Linked DNA regions of Homo sapiens: region 1 is linked to region 2. Evidence: read pairs that join two places in POLR2A ChIA-PET (ENCODE). Cell type or tissue: HepG2. All regions are shown on one strand. Each heading gives the region's core, and the rest is flanking DNA. Links, peaks and the distances in the headings are about the cores only. Region 1 holds the start of SNX21 (sorting nexin family member 21). Region 2 holds the start of NEURL2 (neuralized E3 ubiquitin protein ligase 2).

The links. ChIA-PET counts read pairs that join two places held together with the same protein. Peaks named below come from ENCODE experiments on the same cell type or tissue, not always from the same donor. Only the 100,000 strongest peaks of a DNase experiment are listed, where the experiment ranks them.
Region 1: POLR2A ChIA-PET joins it to region 2 with 19 read pairs; 22 of 35 experiments call an interaction of 5 or more read pairs at or near these places.

Annotation. Positions count from the first base shown.
Region 1 is chr20:45,832,042-45,835,016 of GRCh38, forward strand. It overlaps SNX21 (sorting nexin family member 21), which reads left to right and starts at 1,758. Exons shown (of 4, transcript NM_033421.4): 1 at 1,758-1,899; 2 at 2,160-2,427; 3 at 2,918-2,975. The coding sequence starts at 1,879. It also overlaps a transcript of TNNC2 not described here. RefSeq lists silencers at 1,802-2,111, 2,132-2,251, 2,292-2,341. In HepG2, for the core only: no CTCF peak of the experiment used is centred there; DNase peaks (open chromatin) are centred at 1,670 and 2,010; H3K4me3 peaks cover 1,981 bases.
Region 2 is chr20:45,890,350-45,893,022 of GRCh38, forward strand. It overlaps NEURL2 (neuralized E3 ubiquitin protein ligase 2), which reads right to left and starts at 859. Exons shown (of 2, transcript NM_080749.4): 1 at 1-859. The coding sequence starts at 642. It overlaps CTSA (cathepsin A), which reads left to right and starts at 986. Exons shown (of 15, transcript NM_000308.4): 1 at 986-1,030; 2 at 1,220-1,413; 3 at 1,567-1,678; 4 at 1,924-1,974; 5 at 2,049-2,135; 6 at 2,376-2,531. The coding sequence starts at 1,220. It also overlaps a transcript of SPATA25 not described here. RefSeq lists enhancers at 324-1,033, 1,273-1,322 and a silencer at 963-1,232. In HepG2, for the core only: CTCF peaks have their summits at 1,013 and 1,937; DNase peaks (open chromatin) are centred at 942 and 1,943; H3K4me3 peaks cover 2,278 bases.

The sequences.
Region 1 (2,975 bases), core at 476-2,975, 58 kb before region 2:
TGGCTCACGCCTGTAATCCCAGCACTTTGGGAGGTAGAGGCAGGTGGATCACTTGAGGCCAGGTGTTCCAGATCAGCCTGGCCAATATGGTGAAACCCCACCTCTACTAAAAATACAAAAATTAGCCGCATGGTGGCACATGCCTGTAGTCCCAGCCACTCAGGAGGCTGAGGCAGGAGAATTGCTTGAACCTGGGAGGCAGAGGTTACAGTGAGCCAAGATTGCATCACTGTACTCCAGCCTGGGCGACAGAGCAAGACTCTGTCTCCCTCTCTAAAAATAAATAAATAAATAAATAAAATTGCACAAACTTAGGCTTAAAATCCCAGCCCCTCTATTTCCCAGATGTGGATCTTGGGGAAGTCACTTTGCCTCAGTTTCTTCATCTTGAAAATGGACCATTAATGTCCAGTTACAGCCTCTTCCCCAGGACGCTGTGAGGGAGAGATGTGACAGTAAAGTGCCTAGAGCAGGATGTAGAAAGTGGACCCTCAGAAAATAAGAACCCCAGCCTTTCTGCTCACATGGGAGGGCAGGGAGCTGAAATACCTTCTGCTTATCCCAAGGCATTTTCCCCCACCCTTCTCTCCTGTGCCACTCAGAAAGGGTAGGAGCTACTTTGGAGAGATTTTGATTTTATTTATTGTATTGTATAACTATCAAAATCTGCCCTAACAACTGATACCTAGGCTTTGTGACAGGAAGCCACAATAACTTTTTCTTGACCTGCAGCTGCCCTGCGGATAAAAGATAAAACAAAGCTGGGGAGCCACTGAGATTATCAGGCCTGCTGCACAGGAAAAGGGCAGTATGCAGCAGGGGACCTGGGCTCCAGGCCCCATACTCAGAAACCTCTGAGGGAGGCAGAGGCAGGTGGATCACTTGAGCCCAGGAATTCGAGACCAGCCTGGGCAACATGGCCAAATCCCATCTCTACAAAAAATACAAAAATTAGCTGGGTGTGGTGGCGAACGCCTCTATTCCTAGCTACTGGGGAGGCTGAGGTGGGAGGGATGACCTGAGCCCAGGGAGGCGGAGGTTGCAGTAAGCAGAGATGGTGCCACTGCACTCCAGCCTAGGTGACAGAGTGAGACTCCATCTCAAAAGAGAAAGAAAGAAAGAAAGAGAGAGAGAGAAAGAAAGAAAGAGAGAGAGAGAAAGAAAGAAAGAAACCTCTGGCAAGCTGTGTGGTTAAGCCAAGTAACTCACCCTCTCTGGTCCTCAGTTTCCCTGTTTGCCTACTTCCCATGTGTGAGGTTCAAATCAGATTGTGCAAGCCTGTGAACACTGTAGAAACAATAATCATTATGTAAGTGATCATTTCGTCAGCCTTTGCTCTATGCCAGGCACGGGACGAGCGTTCTTACAAGAGCTGCAAAATTAGTTTTAGCAGTATTGTTCCTGTTTTACATATGAGAAAACCTAGGCTCAGCGAGGTCAGATTCCAACCAACCCAAATCACGCATCTTCTCCTGGCCCTTCGTTTTCTCTCGGGAGACATGGCCTCCCTACTATTGCATAATTACTTTGTGAAGTTAAAGAGCGTTGGGTGGAAATGAGTGGGACAGATTGGAGATGACGTGGGTGGGGTGGGAGGATTCAAGGAGGGTACGCGCCTGGCCGGACTGGGATGACTCTGCGGCAGGCCTGGGACTCCCTCAGGCCGACCCAGGCTTCCCAAGTCCCTCCTGGAGCCAAGGGCCCGGGATTCTCGGGCGGCTCGGGCGAGCGGGCGGGGCAGGAGGCGGGGCGGCGGCAGGAAGCTGCCCGAGCGGCGCTCTGAGCGGCCTGAGCCCGGCGGAGCCCTGCAGAACCCGGCCGACCTCCATGGGCTGCGGGGGGCTGCACCCGGACCCCTGGGGCGCGGCGCGCCCCTGAATGCACCGTGGGACGCAGGAGGTAGAGGCGCACGAGGCGGCGCAAGAGACATCGGGAGGGTCCTGAGCCCCTCCGGGGAGGAACGCGGTCCTAGGCTGAGTGGGTTGGGGGGAAAGCGATGCTGGCTGGGTCCCCTGGTTCGCAAGACCTCGGACTGCCAGGGGGTGGGGCCTCACCGCGCCCCTCCCTCTCCGGTTCGGGCCCCGCCCCTCCTCCTCCTGCGCCGGGCTGGGGTACCCCTCCTCCGGGATCCGGTACACAGCGTCGCGCGCTCCCCCCAGGGTGCCATGGCCTCCCGGCTCCTGCACCGGCTGCGGCACGCCTTGGCCGGCGACGGCCCCGGGGAGGCGGCGGCCAGTCCAGAGGCCGAGCAGTTTCCGGAGAGCTCAGAGCTGGAGGACGACGACGCCGAGGGCCTGTCCTCCCGACTCAGCGGCACCCTCAGCTTCACCAGCGCCGAGGACGACGAGGACGACGAGGACGAGGACGACGAGGAGGCTGGCCCTGACCAGCTGCCCCTCGGGGATGGGACGTCAGGAGAAGACGCAGGCGAGTGCAGGAGGACGGAGGCGGGAACCCTGGGGCTCGATTAGGCCTCCATCCCAGCCGCGTTCCCAGAGCATCCAGGGCGCTAAGTTGATCCAGCTGAAACTCCCACACTTCTTAAAGCGCCTGGGCCACCTCTTGGCTGTGTGACCTTGAGAGAGTCTTAACCCCCCTCTGAGCCAAGTTTTCCCTTGTGTCAAGTGGGAGAACTCACTCTCATCTCAGAATTGCTGCAGGCATTAAATGTACAGGGCTTGGGATCCGAATGGAAATGATGTATTAACGATATTTTGAGGGTGGAGCTATTAATTTAGCCCCTACTGTCTGCCAGGCACGGTGTTTGGCTCCTCGGTGCCTCTCTGTCCCTCAGTTTCCATTTCTGTAAAAAGGGGGTAAGTCCTGCCTCACACTGGGAGGATGAGTGAGGCCACGTCAGTGGTTGATGTCGACCCTGGCCCTAGGCCCATTGATATGACTGGTCATGTGTCTGCAGAACGGAGCCCCCCACCTGATGGGCAGTGGGGCAGTCAGCTCCTGGCGCGGCAGCTGCA
Region 2 (2,673 bases), core at 1-2,500:
GCCCATGTCCTCGCCGTTGATGATGATGTGCATGTCGGCCGTGCCATCGGGGCGCGGGCAAAAGAGGACACCCAGGCGGCTACGGCGCGCGGTCGGAGGCAGCACGTTCAGCTCATAGAGCTGGTCCAAGAGATGGCTGTAGAGCCCTGGCCGGCTGCGGCCCACCAGGCGGTCCCGGGGAATGCGAAACTGCTCAATGCGCAGATATGGTTCCACGAGGAGGGTTGGAGGTCGGCTGGGGGCCGCTGCCTCCGCCTCCGGGCGGCCCTCCCGGGGCACGCGGTTGTGGTGGCGCGTGATGGCGAAGACCCAGGTGTGGCCCAGGTTGACCAGATCGGGCAGAGAAAACTCGGGAACGGGGGCCAGACTGGCGGGGTCCAGCGCGGTCAGACCGAGACGCAGATGTCCGCACCAGCCCAGCTCTTTCTCCTCGATCTCGACCAGGAAGACCTGGCCCGGGGCCAGCGGCTCGCGGCTGAAGCACACGCCGTGGGCGAAGCTCTCCACGCGTGTGGCCCGCGTCCCAGAGGGGTCCACGCGGATGTTGGCACCGTGCACCCGATGGAAGCGGGTGGGAGGGGGCTCCGGGCGCTCGAGTCCCCAGAGTGCACCCGAATCCACGGGCTCGGAGGCAGCAGCCATCTCTCGGCCATAGGGCAGGCCAGCTGGCGCCGGGGGCTATTTTGGGCGGCGGGCAATGATGGTGACCGCAAGGCGACCTTGTAAGGCATTTCCCCCCTGACTCCCTTCCCCGAGCCTCTGCCCGGGGGTCCTAGCGCCGCTTTCTCAGCCATCCCGCCTACAACTTAGCCGTCCACAACAGGATCATCTGATCGCGTGCGCCCGGGCTACGATCTGCGAGGCCCGCGGACCTTGACCCGGCATTGACCGCCACCGCCCCCCAGGTCCGTAGGGACCAAAGAAGGGGCGGGAGGAAGACTGTCACGTGGCGCCGGAGTTCACGTGACTCGTACACATGACTTCCAGTCCCCGGGCGCCTCCTGGAGAGCAAGGACGCGGGGGAGCAGAGGTGAGCTGGCACCGGAGGCTGGAGGGGATCCCCGAGCCCGGGATCGGTGCGCGGCAGAGGAGGCTCGCGGGTGGGAGCTGGCGCTGGGGCCGGGGCTTCCCTCGCGGAGGCGCCGCCAGCAACTCCCCGGGGGCTGCTGCACGGAAGCGCTGAGGAGCGAGTCAACAGCCCCTCTGCTGCCTCCCGTAGATGATCCGAGCCGCGCCGCCGCCGCTGTTCCTGCTGCTGCTGCTGCTGCTGCTGCTAGTGTCCTGGGCGTCCCGAGGCGAGGCAGCCCCCGACCAGGACGAGATCCAGCGCCTCCCCGGGCTGGCCAAGCAGCCGTCTTTCCGCCAGTACTCCGGCTACCTCAAAGGCTCCGGCTCCAAGCACCTCCACTACTGGTCTGCCGCCCTGCCTTCTGGGCGGGATTGGGAGAAGAGATGACGGATGAGGGATGGGGGGTAGTTCTGCAGACCCCTGAGGATGCCTGGGAGCCGGGAGGGCTGGAAAGGGCCCCTCCAACTGCGCCAACCCTGCCCTGACCCCCCTCCCAGGTTTGTGGAGTCCCAGAAGGATCCCGAGAACAGCCCTGTGGTGCTTTGGCTCAATGGGGGTCCCGGCTGCAGCTCACTAGATGGGCTCCTCACAGAGCATGGCCCCTTCCTGGTGAGTGGACAGCAGGGGGAAAGCACAGTTCCCAAAGTAAAAGGCTGGGGAAAGCGAGAGAGGGGCTTTGTGATTTTCCAAAAAGTTTCCTTCCTTCTAAGCCTCGGGATTTTCCTCTATGCCATTGGCTTTGCTGCCTGTACCTCTCAGAGGTTTTACCCACATGTAAAGTGCCTCTCATGGTGGCCCTTTCCCTCCACCCAGCTGGCCCTTGGGACTTACTCAGCCATCTCTTTCCTCCTCAGGTCCAGCCAGATGGTGTCACCCTGGAGTACAACCCCTATTCTTGGAATCTGGTATAGCTGGAGCTGTGGGTGTGTCTGGGCACTTGGATGGGGTGGCATTTAGCTAATTTTTCCCTCCCCTCTAGATTGCCAATGTGTTATACCTGGAGTCCCCAGCTGGGGTGGGCTTCTCCTACTCCGATGACAAGTTTTATGCAACTAATGACACTGAGGTGAGTCTGGTGCCTGCCCATCTGCCCCAGGCTCCCCGGTCCTCCATCCATGGCATGATGCTGGGAGAGAGAGCATGGCCTTGGAGTCTACTTTTCGCTCTGTCATATGCTATTGTGGTATGGTGGCCAGTCACTTCCTCTTGCACAAATAGGGTGGGTTAATGTCATTATCTCTGAAGTTCTTTCCAGTTCAAATACCAAAGCTTCCTGATTCCCTCTGTCTTGCTCTGCCATCCCCAGGTCGCCCAGAGCAATTTTGAGGCCCTTCAAGATTTCTTCCGCCTCTTTCCGGAGTACAAGAACAACAAACTTTTCCTGACCGGGGAGAGCTATGCTGGCATCTACATCCCCACCCTGGCCGTGCTGGTCATGCAGGATCCCAGCATGAACCTTCAGGTGCAGGGTAGCTGCAGGAGGGAAGGGAGGTAGCTTGAGGCTGTGGCCTTACAGTTAGCAAGGTCAGACTGACTGGTCAATGTCCCCATCCAACCCAGCTTCCTGCATAACCTCCCCACCACCGGCTGCCCTAGGTCTGTCT